2 separate regions of the Homo sapiens genome follow, and region 2 is linked to region 1. A link is a contact called in ENCODE Hi-C or POLR2A ChIA-PET data. All regions are on one chromosome and are shown on one strand. The core of a region is the stretch at or near the end of the contact, and the rest is flanking DNA. Distances in the headings are between cores, read along the strand shown. Region 1 holds the start of RIPK1 (receptor interacting serine/threonine kinase 1). Region 2 holds the start of LOC101927759 (a long non-coding RNA gene).

The links. Hi-C counts contacts between places; a loop is a spot of excess contacts on that map. ChIA-PET counts read pairs that join two places held with the same protein, here RNA polymerase II (POLR2A). Pooled maps may share reads with other maps.
Region 2: a loop to region 1 is called in a map of B cell, with 9 times the contacts of the local background. The contact joins the enhancer-like site here to the promoter of RIPK1 in region 1. A Hi-C loop is called at or near these places in 27 of 168 maps with a recorded cell type or tissue (A673, B cell, CD14-positive monocyte and 18 more), 33 of 37 single-sample maps with no recorded cell type and 34 of 50 pooled maps. POLR2A ChIA-PET finds 5 or more read pairs at or near these places in 36 of 52 experiments (A549, A673, AG04450 and 29 more).

What each region holds. Positions count from the first base shown.
Region 1 is chr6:3,062,411-3,069,743 of GRCh38, forward strand. RIPK1 (receptor interacting serine/threonine kinase 1) reads left to right here and starts at 6,084. Exons shown (of 11, transcript NM_001354930.2): 1 at 6,084-6,251. RefSeq lists silencers at 1,230-1,279, 1,310-1,599, 1,790-1,899, 5,953-6,742.
Region 2 is chr6:3,022,110-3,029,421 of GRCh38, forward strand. LOC101927759 (a long non-coding RNA gene) reads left to right here and starts at 1,954. Exons shown (of 3, transcript NR_152848.1): 1 at 1,954-2,064; 2 at 4,644-4,762; 3 at 4,836-5,325. It also overlaps the pseudogene HTATSF1P2. RefSeq lists enhancers at 1,128-2,327, 3,771-3,880, 4,849-5,008 and a silencer at 3,366-3,660. Within about 2 kb of position 5,067, at least 11 of the 41 ENCODE cell types and tissues checked have a DNase peak (open chromatin) inside an H3K27ac peak, as active enhancers do; they include B cell, CD14-positive monocyte, CD4-positive, alpha-beta T cell and 3 more, where a contact is called at or near this core.

The DNA.
Region 1 (7,333 bases), core at 4,834-7,333:
GTTAGATAGTGGTGATAGTTGCACAGCTTCATCAATATACTAAGAACTACTGAATTGCATGCTTTAAAAGGATGAACATTATGGTATGTGAATTGTATTTTACTAAAGGTGTTATTTTATTTATATATTATTTATTTATTTATTTATTTTTATTTTTATTTTTATTTTTTGAGACGGAGTCTCGCCTGTCGCTCAGGATGGAGTGCAGTGGTGCAATCTCGGCTCATGGCAACTTTCGCCTCCAGGTTCAAGCGATTCTCCTGCCTCAGCCTCCTGAGTAGCCGGGTCTACAGGCGTGCACCACCACGCCGGGCTAATTTTTGTATTTTTAGTAGAGACGAGGTTTCACCATGTTGGCCAGGCTAGTCTGGAGCTCCTGACCTCGTGATCTGCCTGCCTCGGCCTCCCAAAATGCTGGGATTACAGGCGTGAGCCACCGTACCCAACCTTAATAAGAACAAGCTAGGCACCTAGGGTGTCAAATTGAAGGAGGCTCTGATTCTCAGGGCCGCGCAAATGCAGGGTTGGCACCTATGCGTGTGGCCCTCCTGAAATTTTGTGCCTTAGGCACCTGGCTTGCTTCTCCCTAATTCAGGCCCTCAGGAGAAAGCTCTAATTCTGGTCAATTTGAAACAGGAGGGCACGGCTTCTGGGCGACGCTCCGTGCTCCAGAGAGAGCCATTTGTCTGTTCCCTTCCTCTGGACGTCACCGTGCCAACATGAAATGCTTCCAATTGAGTCCAGCCTGAGATGGAAGGGGGTGGGGGGATATCTGATGACATCACGAACTGCTGCATCAACTCCCCCGAGTCCCTGCCTCTGGATCCCCTGATAGAGGACACAAGGAGTGTCCTGAGCCCGTGTGACTCAGTGTCTCTTCCCATCACTTTGCGGGAAAATGGGGCTGCTTACACCACACCGCAGCCCAAACACCTGTGGCTAGAGAAGGGCTTGGGTACTAGGAGTGAGGACGCCTGGTTCTGGGCCCAGGACTAGTACTAGTTAGTGGTGGGACCTGGAACAAATGCTTTGGTTCTAAGTGAATCCCCCATATTCATGACAAGAGGCGTGGAACACAGACCCATGGGGCCTTCCCACTGGAACAGGGAGCTTGGCTGTCACCCGACCTTCGCTTCCTTAAGTAGAAAAGCCCAGGGTTCCAGGCTCCGTCTCCTTTCCCGCAGACGCCTTGTTTCTTCGCGCGGAGGCCCTGGACGCCGCAGGCTCCCAACCTACTTCTCTGGGCTGTCAGGTTCTGAACCCGGTCCTGAAGAGGCCCTGGCGCCGGGGGTGGGTGAGGCCGAGCGCGCGCCTTGGGAACCTGGCCGGCCTCAGGCTGGCGGGAGCATTGGCGGACATCGCCCTGGGCGGGGCGGACTGGGGGTAGACGGATCTGCCTCTGCGCCTAGCCCTGCCCTCCGCCGCCGCGCGAACGCGCGCGCCTCCCCGGCTAGTCCCGGCAGGCGGAGCCCCAGTTAGACTGCTCGTCAAGTGTGGGAAAAGCTCCGTGGCGTCACAAGCTACTATATAAAAGGCGGTGCCCGCCGGGGCCGAGTGGGAGTCCGCGGCGAGCGCAGCAGCAGGGCCCGGTCCTGCGCCTCGGGAGTCGGCGTCCAGGCTCGGAGCGCGACACGGAGACTAGGTGGCAGGTGAGGACGTCCCCGCGCACGGCCGGGGTGGAGCACGGGAGTGGCGAGCTTCAGGTCCACCGGCTGCCACCGAAAGATGGGACCTGAAGACAGGAGAGGTCGCTCAGCCAAGAGCCCCGGGGAGGCGGTGGTGTCTCGGCGGGGTCAGCAACGGTCTGTGGGGGGTCCCCTGCAGCGCGCAGCCGGTTTCCGCCTCCGCAGCTCCCAGCCAGCGCGGACGCCGCCCTCCCCGGCGCCTCCTCGCTGCCCTTCCCTGGCCGAAGCCCTCCCCTGCAGCCTCCTCCCCACCTGCCGGCCCTGTGTTCTCACTGCTCCTCTCTGCTCTGGGATCCGCAGGATGACGTCTGTCCTGGTTCTTCTTCTGTCTTTCAAAGTCACTAGTCTCCAGTTCTAAATCCGAGCACTCTTACCCATTCTAATTCTTTCAGTAACTCAGCGAAACGGATGGGGCCCTTCCTTCCCCGGAGCACTCCTCCAGGGACTGAGAATCTGCAGAGCCAGGCTCAGCGCTCGCCTGCAGAGCCTGCGGTCTGTGGGACCCGCCAGCAAGATGAGGAATCACTTTCGGGAGGAAGGGTCGTGCTGGGGAGGGTCGCGCCGGCGGGGTCAAGAGAACCTCCTCTAGGGTGGGAATCAGAGCCTCCGGGCCGCGGTGTTTGAGGGTGAGTGGAATTAATCCCGTGATGGACGTGGGGCCTTCTAAGGGGGACCAGGAGTTTGCGAAGAGGTGACTTTGGGAGGGGTTCAGGATGGCCAGAGGTGGAGGCTGTGACCTCAGTGAGGCTGGATCAAGGGAGGGGCAGGTGGAGAAGAAACCGTTTTAACGAGGTGGCTTTAAGCGGATCCTAAGGGCCCCAGGAGATTTAGGAGGAAGGACAAGAGGATTAAGACACCGCTTTCTGGTCGGGTGCGGTGGCTCACGCCTGTAATCCCAGCACTCTGGGAGGCCGAGGCGGGCGGATCACGAGGTCAGGAGATGGAGACCATCCTGGCTAACACTGTGAAACCCCGTCTCTACTAAAAAAAAGAAAAAAAAGAATACAAAAAAATAGCCGGGCGTGGTGGCGGGCGCCTGTAGTCCCAGCTACTCGGGAGGCTGAGGCAGGAGAATGGCGTGAACCCGGGAGGCGGAGCTTGCAGTGAGCTGAGATCGCGCCACTGCACTCCAGCACTCCAGCCTGGGCGACAGAGCCAGACTCCGTCTCAAAAAAAAAAAAAAAAAAAAAAAAAAAGACACGGCTTTCTGAGGTGCCGTGCGGCTGTGGCGGGGGTGGCTGGGGGTGCGGGTTGTGTTCATTGTCCAAGGCTCTCCAGTGCTTTGCGTGGCGTTTTGGGGAGCACAGATGAGGTGTCCCGACAGTGGGGAGTGGCTCTAGGGAGACCAGAGGCTCGGGAGGGGGCCTGGGCATTAGACCAGGCACAGGATCCAAAGTGGGAAGAAATGTGGGCGTAGAGGGCAGGCCTTGGAGATGGGTGTGGGGGAGGAGGGGGAGATGGAAAGGAGTCAGGGAGGTCTCCCAGGCTCACCTGGAGGAGTCAGGGTCTCATTTCCAAGTGCACTGGGAACTGCAGCCTGGGGGTGGGGGTTCATTTGGTTTCAGGCCTGTGGCCAAGAGACCTACCCCCTCATATTCACACTTTGGCCTCCACGGGCTTCAGAGATAGTACCAGCTCTTTGTTCTCGCTGGTTTTCTTTCCTCACCTTGGGCTGTTTCTTGCCTTTTCCATTCTGGTGTTCTGCAAGGACCAGTTCCTTCATCTCATGCACAGTCTACACTCATGGCTTTTGCTGGGAGTAATGAGTAAAGCTCCCAAATAGATGTTTCTGAGTTAAAACACTGAACACAAAATGAAGCAAAAACAACGCATTTCCAACCTCCCAAGGTCACATGATGTCTAGAGGACAGTGATGGGCAATAACTTTTTGTCTTCCCCATTAGAATGCAAGCTCCACGAATGGAACGTGGAGTTTTTTATTTTTTATTGTTTTTTGAGACGGAGTCTGGCTCTGTCACCCAGGCTGGAGCAATCTTGGCTCACTGCAACCTCCGCCTTCTGGGTTCAAGCAATTCTCCCGCCTCAGCCTCCTGAGTAGCTGGGTCTACAGGCATGCACCACCACGCCCAGCTAATTTTTGTATTTTTAGTAGAGACGAGGTTTCATCATGTTTGCCAGGCTGGTCCGGAACCCCTGAGCTCAGGCAATCCGCCCGACTTGGCCTCCCAAAGTGCTAGGATTACAGGTGTGAGCCACTACACACGGCCAGAACATAGAGATTTTTTGTGTTTAATTCACAACCGAGTCTTCAGTGCCTAGAACAGGTGCTCAGTAAATATTTACTGAAGGAATGAATTCCTTTTTGTATTTCTTGTATCTATCACCAGATGCTCTTGTATCTAGTACCTGCTTGGCATACAGTAGATAGAAAGCTTTGCTGAGTGAATAGCTCTGCCTTTCGTCTTTTTTGATATGTGTACATCTTTTAAAAAATAATGAATAGACTTTGTTTTAGAGCTGTTTTGGTTTACAGCAAAACTAAGCAGAAAGAAAATATCCCCTTCCACAAACATCCTGGACTGTACAGCCTCCCCTACCATCAACATCCTGCATTACTGTGGAATATTTGTCACACCTGATAAACCAACATAGATTCATGGTTACAAAAATGAACCAATATGGATAAAACATATACATTATCAGCCAAAGTCCGGAGTTTGTTAGGTTTTGCTCTTTGTGTATATTCAAGATACATTTGACAAATGTATAGAGATGTACCCAACCCTGTAACGTCAGACTCCACTGCCCTAAAAATCCCTTGTGCCTCACCTATCCATCCCTCCTTCCCTGCAAATCCCTGGCAGCCGCTGATCTTTTTTACTATCTCCGTAGTTTTTCCTTTTCCAGAATGTCACATAGTTGGAATCATGCATTATGTAGTCTTCTCAGATTGGCTTCTTTCACTTAGATTTATACATTTAGGATTGCTCCAGGATTTTTTTTTTTTTTTTTTTTTTTGTGGCTTCAGAGCTCATTTCTTTTTAGCACTTAATATTCCATTGTATAGATGTACCACAGCTTATCTGTCCACCCATTAAGTGATATCTTGGATGCCCTCAAGTTTTGGCAATTATGAATAAAGCTGCTATAGACATTCTTGTACAGGTGTTTGTATGGGCATAAGCTTTCAACTCGTTTGGGTAAATACCAAGGTGTGGAGTTGCTTCATCTTATGGTAAGAAGAGCTTGGTTAAGAAATTGCCAAAATGTCTTCCAGACTCTAACATTAGGCATTCCCACTAGGAATGTATGGGAGTTCCTTGTGCTCCAGATCCTCATCAACATTTGTTGTTGTCAGTGTTCTGAATTTTAGCCATTCTAATAAATGTGTAATAGTATTTGTTTTTTTAAATTGCAATTCTTTAATGACATGATGTTGAGCATCTTTTCATATGCATATACATATGGTGAGGTGTATGTTCAGAGCTTTTGCCCGCCTTTAATCAAGTTGTACATTTTCATATTGTTGCATTTTAAGAGGGTTTTTTTTGGTATATTTTGGGTCACAGTGCTTTATCAGATATGTCTTTTGCAAATATTTTCTCCCAGTCTGTGGCTCGTGTTGTGAACGTGGCTAGTTCTCTTGACATACATATCTTTTCACAGTATGTAATCCTGTTGTGCTTTTTTTTTTTTTCCTTTTGAGACGGAATCTTGCTCTTGTCACCCAGGCTGGAGTGCAGTGGCGCGATCTCGGCTCACTACAATCTCCACCTCCCAGGTTCAAGGGATTCTCCTGCCTCAGCCTCCCGAGTAGCTGGGATTGCTGGTGCCCGCCACCACGCCCAGTTGATTTTTGTATTTTTTAGTAGAGATGGGGTTTCACCATGTTGGCCAGGCTGGTCTCGAACTGCTGACCTCAAGTGATCCGCCCGCCTTGGCTTCCCAAAGTGCTGGGATTACAGGCGTGAACAACCGCGCCCGGCCTGATGTGCATATAATTTTATTATTTGATTTTTAATATACATGAATAGCATGCAGTTCCAACTTTGCTCGAGACTTCACAATTACCATTTTAAAGGGCTGCAAAATAATCACATTTCCTCCTCAACAGCCCCACTTTACAGATGAAGGTAGAGGAATGCTAACTTGCCTATGCTAACCCGCAGAGCTCTGAATCCTCCGGATAGCGCCCCCGCTGTAATCCACCCAGTGCTTCCCTCCAGACCCTTCTCCCTCTCGTGCGCGCGGAGGTTTCGGTTTCCTCTTTTACGTAGGCCGCCCCACTCGCTTGAAAACAAAGTCCGCGATCCTCTAGCCCGCAAGAGAGCTCCGGGACTCAGACCCCGGGCGCGAGGTCCCACGAGCGGCGGGGCGGCGCTCTCGCGGTCCTCCTCCCCGGCAAGGGCCGGGGCAGGGGGAGGAGGCAGCGCGAACAGTCCACGCCCTCCAGCCGGGCGCGCTCGACGCGGACGGCGGGCCAGCTGCCGGAGCGCGGCGACTCCAGGGGACCCACAGCTGGGGCGCCAGAGCGCGGCCATCCGGGCGGGGCCGACGGAGCGCGGCAGGACTTGGCTGGACGGCGCGGCCACGGAGAAGGGCGCGGTGAGCGGACTGGCACCGCGCGGGGAACATTCCGGAGGCCGCCGGGCTCAGTCCCGGTGACCCCCCTGGTCGGGGTTCGCGCGCCCTCCCCCAGCACGCCCGGGCAAGGCTGCCGCGGCGTCGGAGTAATCCCCAACCCTCCGCCGCCGCTTCTTCCCTCACCCGGGCCTCCAGACGTTTGCCGCGGAAACGAAAGTAACGCTCGGGTGCTTGCGTGGAGGCCGGGGCGGCCGCGGGCTTCCCGGAAGGAGAGGGACTCTGCCCGGGGTGCGCGCGGCGGGCGGGCCCCGCCGGTACCGGAAGTCGGGCGGTGGGCGGGGCCGCGGGCGCTCCCGGAAGTCAGGGGTGCTCCGCTAGGTGTCTCTGCTTATCCGGAGTCCGCTGGCCGCCTCTGTGCCAGAGGTCGGGGCGCTGGACTGGTAGCGGGCGGAGACCTGCCTTTGGGCCGCGGTTACCGCGTGAGGGTGGAATAGGCAGTCCCACACGCCATTAATGTTGTTTTGGTGGAGAAGGTGGGCTCCTAGTGCCCTATCATTAAGAAAAAACAGTTTGGGCTCTTCCCTTACCAGCCCTTTGAAAGGGCCTTTTACTGTTGCGCTTGAGGCCGCAGCAGGTTCCAAAAACAAAAGCATTTCTGCGTGATCTTAGACGACTGAGGGGACGAATGTGGTAACCCTAGCAGGCTTCTGTCACTGGCAGGTGCTTTTGTGAAGTGCTGCGGACCCTCTTGAGGGTTGGGAAGAGGATAGGCTGCATCCTCCTTCCCTAAGCATTTGACAAAGCCTCACAGGGATGCGGGGGTTGCGGGGGCAGGGGGAGGTCTGGGGTTGTTAGTTCTTTCTCTCTTGCTGACCATTTGGCTCTCCCTTAATCAGAGCTCTTTTTTATTTTGGGCAAAGCAGGAGGCTGTTCCAATGATTAATTCTTCCCTGACTTACACTTGAAGAAGCCAAGGCAGGAAGTGAACTTTGAAATGTGCAATGTCTTAGTACTCATCTGCATTCTGTGACTGCTAGGAAGATGGACTGAGTCAAGAGGAAATTGTCTTGTTAGAAATGTGGAATACTGCGTCGGGCACGGTG
Region 2 (7,312 bases), core at 3,817-6,316, 41 kb before region 1:
TCAAAAAAAAAAAAAAAAAATTAATGGCTGGGCACTGTGGGTCATGCCTGTAATCCCAGCAATTTGGGAGGCTGAGATGGGATAACTGCTTGAGGCCAGGAGTTCAAGACCAGCTTGGGCAACATAATGAGACCCATCTCTACAAAAAATTTAAAAATATACATTAGTTAGGCATGGTGGCACGCACCTGTAATTCCAGCTACTCAGGAGGCTGAAGCAAGAGGGTCACGTGAGTCCAGGAGTTCAAGGCTGCAATGAGCCATGACTGTGTCACTGCACTCCAGCCTGGATGACAGAGCAAGACTCTTTTTAAAAATAGCCAGGCGTGATGGCTCTCACCTGGAATCCCAGCATTTTTGGAGGCTAAGATGGGCAGATTGCTTGAGTTCAGCAGTTTGAGGCCAGCCTGGGCAACATGGCGAAACCCCAACCCTATAAAAAAAAAAAAAAATTAGCCAGGTGTGGTGGCACACATCTGCAGTCCCAGGTACTTGGGAGGCTGAGGTGAGAGAATCGCTCGAGCTGGGAGGCAGAGGTTGCAGTGAGCTGAGATCACACCACTGCACTCCAGCCTTGGGTGACGGAATGAGACCTGTCTCAAAAAACAAATAAATAAATAAAAATAATTTAAAAATCATTAATTGCCAGTTACAATGAAAATTTAAAACTTTTAAAAAATTTAGTCTGATGGCATTGTACCACTGTGCCGTGTTCACGTAACCCTACTAATAATCACCCTGACACACAGCCACATGCAGATGGAGGAACTTCCCTAAAAGCAAGTTTGAGGGATTAAATATCATCTTTGTCATCATATCCTCCTCTTTTCCCTTTTCCTCCTCCTCCTTGTCATCACTACTGAGGACAGCACTGCTGGCTGTGCCCAGGGGCCCTTCTTCCTCAACGCCCCCAGCACCACCCAAAGTCCCCCTCTGTGGAATCGGAGCACTGAGTGTGTTGGCCTCAGGGACACTGAAGGAAGCCGCCCGCCCGTCCTCTCAGCCTTGGAGTCTGTTCAACCATTATCATTCAAACCACCTTCCATCAAAGGTTTGAATACAATGAGCAGCTGCTCCTGCATTCCTCCAGGACACAGGTTCACCAGCTGGGTGTCTGTCAAAGACAATGAGCCTCCGAGTTGGTCCAAACTTGACTCTCCTTGAAGGTCTTCTCTGGCCATCCTCAAAATCCACAGGATGAAATGTGTTCGATGAGGACAACTCACTCGTGTCGCGGCGTTTGGATGGGCTGCGGCGTGGCCGCTTCTGCCGTAGAGACGGAGCCTTCCTGTGGTTCGCGCACTTCCTTCCTGAAGCCTCATATTTCCCATTCCGTTGATACTTGGCCACCTCAACCTGCAACGTGCAGTTTCCAGTGTCATCTTCATCCAAATGCATGAATGCAAGATCCACAGCTTCCCTCTTCCAATGATCGCACAGCCTGTCTCCTTTAAGATGTCCTTGGTTATCTCTGTAAAACTTGACCTTAAGTTCTTCTGTCTGGGGATCGCTCATAATAATGCCAAATGGACAGGCGTGTGAATGCCTCCACGGTAACGACCAGAGGCAAACCGGCACATACACGTTTGTATTTCTCCTTCTTCAGCATGAAGCCTTCCTTTTTCTCCCCTCTTTGTGGGATCAGTGGGTTTGGGGTTTTTCTTGGTGGCAGAGCAGCGCCGTCACCGAGCAGCCGTCGCTGGCCTGATATGCAGCGGTGAAGTCTTCACTGGTTTCTCTTCTGCTCCTGTGTGCTTGCAGAAACCGGGCTGGCTCTTGATTGGGATTGTAGGCTGCAGAGGCTGGGGAAGGGCAGACAGCCTCGGGAGACACGCCGGAAAGGGCGGCTCCCTCGTGCTCCTCAGTGACTCAGGGTTTTGGCCACATAGCTCCCCTCCTCCACCCTCGCTCAGCAGGCTGCATCCGGGGCGGGGCTGGCAGGCAAAGAGGCTGTGTCACAGCCCTTCAGAGCCTCAAGCTGGGGTCCCTAGGGTTTCTGGACCTCAGATCACTGTGAGGCAGGAGGTCCTCCACCCTCCCTCCGGCAACTCTGAAGTATGGGAAGGTGCGTTCTCGAACTGCCGAGGGGCCTGTTCCTGTGTGGGTTGAGAGGATGGGAAGTTGCTGAAATCCAACCTCTCTGAGAGCCGGTGCTGTCACCTTGGCCTGAGTATGCTGAAGACATTAATTCCGGTTCCCAAGCAAAACTGTTAGCAATTCGAGGGCTGGGCTCTTGCCTATGTCTCATCTCCTGTTAGTACCGGGCACCCTGATACATTTTCTGCCGGTTTTTAAGAATTTTTTTTTGAGACGGAGTTTCACTCTTGTTGCCCAGGCTGGAGTGCAATGGCGCGATCTCGGCTCACCTCGACTTCCACCTCCCTGGTTCAAGCGATTCTCCTGCCTCAGCCTCCCGAGTAGCTGGAATTACAGGCATGCGCCACCATGCCCGGCTAATTTTGTATTTTTAGTAGAGACAGGGTTTCTCCATGTTGGTCAGGCTGAACTCACCCGACCTCAGGTGATCTGCCTGCCTTGGCTTCCCAAAGTGCTGGGATTACAGGCATGAGCCACCGCGCCCGGCCGGTTTTTAAGATCTTATTGCTGAAAAACTTAAAATAAAAAATAAATTCAGTATCAGCAGGGCAGCAGGAATTGCCATTAAAAAAAAAAAAAGAAAATTGGAAATGACTGCAGCCAGGTGTGTGTGATTGGGCCCCGCGACCTTTTTCTTAGGCAAACAGGGCTTTGTGGATGCAGAAAGACTTCTTTGGTTGTGTAGTTTGTCTCAGAGCCTCTCGTGGGTGGAGCCTGGTAAAAAGAGGAAAGAGACTCATGTTGCTCAATGTGAGGAAGCACCAGGAATTTTGGAGAAGTTCCCAGCAGCTCAGGAGAGTGGCTGGTGCCTTGTCCCAGGGGAGAGGGAAATAAGCACAGGCCTATTTCTTTCTCAAGACGGAAAAACCGAGCCCCAGAAAATGGCGATAAGATGGGGATGCAGGAAAAAGCTAGCTAATGAACAGTTCAGCAGTGGGCACCGTGTGGGAACCTCTCCTAAGCCGCCCTCCCTCTGATGGATGCATGCTCAAGTGATTTCGTTGGCCCTTAAAGGAAAGTGTTATTCCATCCTGTAATCCTAGCACTTTAAAAGGAGGCCGAGGTGGGAGGATCACCTGAGGTCAGGAGTTCACGACCAGCCTGGCCAACATGGTGAAACCCCGTCTCTACTAAAAAATACAAAAATTGGCCGGGTGTGGTGGCATATGCCTATAGTCCCAGCTACTTGGGAGGCTGAGGCAGGAGAATCACTTGAACCCGGGAGGTGGAGGTTGCAGTGAGGTGAGATCGTGCCATTGCACTCCAGCCTGGCCACAGAGCGAGACTCCATCTCAAAAAAAAAAAAAAAAAAAGACATCTGCCCAAGGGTCATAGCTGTAGAGGGGCAGATGTGGTTTGAACCCAGGGCGTCTGGTTCCTCTCTGGAAGCAACCAAAGTGCCTGTGATTGGGGTAGTGACAAAGCACTCTGAGCCGCTGCATGGCAGATGCTGTGAAGAGTCATCTTTGCCTGTCCCATATCTATTCCCATTTTTTCTGATTGTAACACCTTGTTTTTTTGTGTGTGGTGGGGGAACCATGCCCTTTCAACCAAGCTATGTGGTGTTCATAAGGGTAGCCCCTCCTCCGACCCCAGGAGTGGCAGTTCACAGCCCTGACTGATCACAGTGTTCCGTGGCCTAGCTGTAACCACCCCAGGGAGTGAGACTGAACTCAGGGGTTCATTGGACCTATCAGGAAAGAGAGACCTTTCTTGTTTCTGGACTTGGAGCTGTGATGAAGTAAGTGGGTCAGGGGCCAACACATAGACAGCGTTGGCCTACAAATGCAGCCCAGGCAGAGGACGGTGCAGCCAAGCCACACAGAGAGACAACTTCCTAGTGACACGCTGTGAACTCCTGCATCCACCCCTGCCTGAACTGGAGCTTTTCCTCTTCAGCTCTTCAGTTATGTGAGGCAAGATGTTGCCTTTTTTGCTTAATGCTGTGAGTTGAGTGTACAGCAGTTACAATCAAAGAATCCTAAATAATGCTGCAAGCATGGTGACTATCTACATGGGAATATGCAGTACTCCAGTGAAGACAAAACATAAATTAATTTTGGAATCTGATGACCATAATCTAAAAACATTCATAGAGGTATATAAAAATTATAACAAAATTTAAAGTAGCATATCTCCTCATGAAGCAGGTTAAGTGTATACACAAAGAAGGAGGAGGAAAAGGTGAGAAAGAATCTGCCCTTGTGGGGAAGTGACAGAGGCAGAAGAGGCTGATGCAGTCCTGCATCCAGGCCCAGCTCTGCCAGCAGCTGAGTACCCCTGAACAAGCTCCCCCACCTCTTCGGGCCTCACTTTCCCCATCTATGAAAGAAAGGGAGTCTAGCTTCCATAGCTGCCCCAGCTGATACGCAAGGTGCCAGTGTGTCCTCAGTCCTGTCAGGAGAAACCTTCCCCACTAGAATCCCAGGAGGAGCTTGAAATCCTGTCTGGGATCCTGACGGCCCAGGTGCTGACCCTGCCTCGGGTTGTGTCTGCTAAGAAGTCTGATTTCTGCTCATCTCTCCCCATTTCTTTCTTCCCATAAAGTGGGCTGATGCGCTGGAACGTCGATGCAGCCAGTGATGTGTTTGATGAGAATGTATTGAGAGTAAAGCTGCCCAGAATCCAAGTGTGTGTCATCTGAACTCTTGAATCATGGATGGAAGGTATGTCCTCTGTTGATGTCTCGCAGCCTGAGCTGACAATCTGTAAGAAGGTTTTGTTATCTTCATGTTACAGATGGTGAACCGAAACTTACAGAGCTCAAGTCACTTGACCAGGCTCCACCCCTACAAGAGGCAGCACGCAAACTAAAAACCAGGCGGCCTTTTCCAAAGCTTGTGCTCTGCTCCACTGCTGGAAGGAACCCTTCGGGGAATTGAAGCAGCACTGAACAAAGGCCATTTTTAAGAAGCGACACCAGAAACCTAAGGCGGGGTCCCCGGCTCAACAAGGATCTCATGTTTTGTGGGTCAGAGATTCTTGTGTCGTGTCTGGGTGAGGTCAAAAACCATGCAGAGACTTTCACTTCCTGTTCTGTGGCAGACAAGACATCTGAAAAGCTCTCCTGCAGCAACACTTCTAGATGCCAAGTAAATCACAGCAAGTGCACTTTTAAATGTGTTACTAAGATCATAAAAATGAAGGAAAATGCCCAAGCATATCCCCAACCCCTCACCCCACAACCACCACCACCACAATAAACAAGTTGCTGACAGTGGATTGGCAAGCGAGAGTGGAACCTTAGGCTGCGTTGGCATCAAATACTAATAACCAAGCAAAAGGGAGCAAGACCAGGCCTGGGGGCTGTGCCATTGAGAGGTGACCGCGTGCTGGCAGTCCTCACAGCCCTCGTTCGCTCTCGGCGCCTGCTCTGCCTGGGCTCCCACTTCGGCGGCACTTGAGGAGCCCTTCAGCCCGCCGCTGCACTGTGGGAGCCCCTTTCTGGGCTGGCCAAGGCCGGAGCCGGCTCCCTCAGCTTGCAGGGAGGTGTGCAGAGAGAGGCGCGAGCGGGAACCGGGGCTGCGCGCGACGCTTGCGGGGCAGCTGGAGTTCCGGGTGGGCGTGGGCTTGGCGGGCCCCGCACTCAGAGCAGCCGGGCGGCCCTGTCGGCCCCGGGCAATAAGGGCTTAGCACCCGGGCCAGCGGCTGCGGAGGATGTACTGGGTCCCCCAGCAGTGCCAGCCCACGGGCGCTGCGCTCGATTTCTCGCCGGGCTTTAGCTGCCTTCCCGCGGGGCAGGGCTCGGGACCTGCAGCCCGCCATGCCTGAGCCTCCCCCACTCTCCGTGAGCTACTGGGCAGCCCAAGCCTCCCCCAAGAGCGCCGCCTCCTGCTCCAGGCGCCCAGTCCCATCAACCACCCAAGGGCTGAGAAGTGCAGGCACAGGGCGCGGGACTGGCAGGCAGCTCCACCTGGGTGAAGCCAGCTGGGCTCCTGAGTGTGGTGGGGACGTGGAGAACCTTTATGTCTAGCTCAGGGATTGTAAACACACCAATTGGCACTCTGTATCTACCTCAAAGTTTGTAAACACACCAATCAGCACCCTGTGTCTAGCTCAGGGTTTGTGAATGCACCAATCCACACTCTGTATCTAGCTATTCTGGTGGGGCCTTGGAGAACCTTTATGTCTAGCTCAGGGATTGTAAACGCACCAATCAGCACCCTGTCAAAACAGACCACTTGGCTCTACCAATCAGCAGGATGTGGGTGGGGCCAGATAAGAGTATAAAAGCAGGCTGCCCTAGCCAGCAATAGCAACGAAGTCGGATTTGTTTCCATGCTGTGACGGTTTTGTTTTTTTGCTTATTGTAATAGCTTTTGCTGTTGTACTCTTTTCTGGTCTACACTGCGTTTATGAGTTGTAACAGTCGTCACAAAGGCCTGCAGCTTTCACTTTCTGCCTCAGCCAGCGAGACTGCAAACCCACCAAAAAAAAAACTTAACTGTCACACCCACCCTAAGGGTCTGCAGCTGGGTTTTTGAAATCAGACCAAGAACCCACCAATTCAGAACCCACCAATTCGGGACACACCATGTGGGCAGCTGAATCAAGACTTTGTGGAGGAGCTCCAAAGTGGGTAGAAAAGTACGTTCACCCTTACAGGGAGACTGGCAGGCAGCCTTTTTCCTTCTCGGTAGAAAAATAAACTCCTGTTCCATAGAGTTTGGATTTGGAATTTATTGTATCCACAACCAGCAGTCAGCAAAATACAAAATGATCCCAAGTGATAAAAACCTTAAGTATAGTAAGTAATTTAAGTAAACATAAATTCTCTCTGGAGAAAACCATGATCTCATGGCTATTAAGATTCCCATTGATTAAGATGAGTGTAATATATGCTCTCCAGAATTATCAAACACATGAGGAAACAAAACATGATTGGAAATAAAAACAACAAGCAATAGATTTAATCACCCACAGTCTTCAAATATTGGCATTACGGGATATGTAACACAAAATAATCATGTATAAAATGTTTAAAGAAAGACATTCAAAAGTGACCAGATTTGAAACACAAAAGAACGTTTAGAATTAAAATACATGAAAGACTGAGTAAATTAAACATAGATTAGCGGCCAGGCACGGTGGCTTACACCTGTGATCCCAGCATTTTGGAAAGCCAAAGTGGGAGGATGGCTTGAGAACAGAAGTTTGAGACCAGTGTGGGCAACACAGCAAGACCTCATCTCTACAAAAAATAAAAATAATTAGCT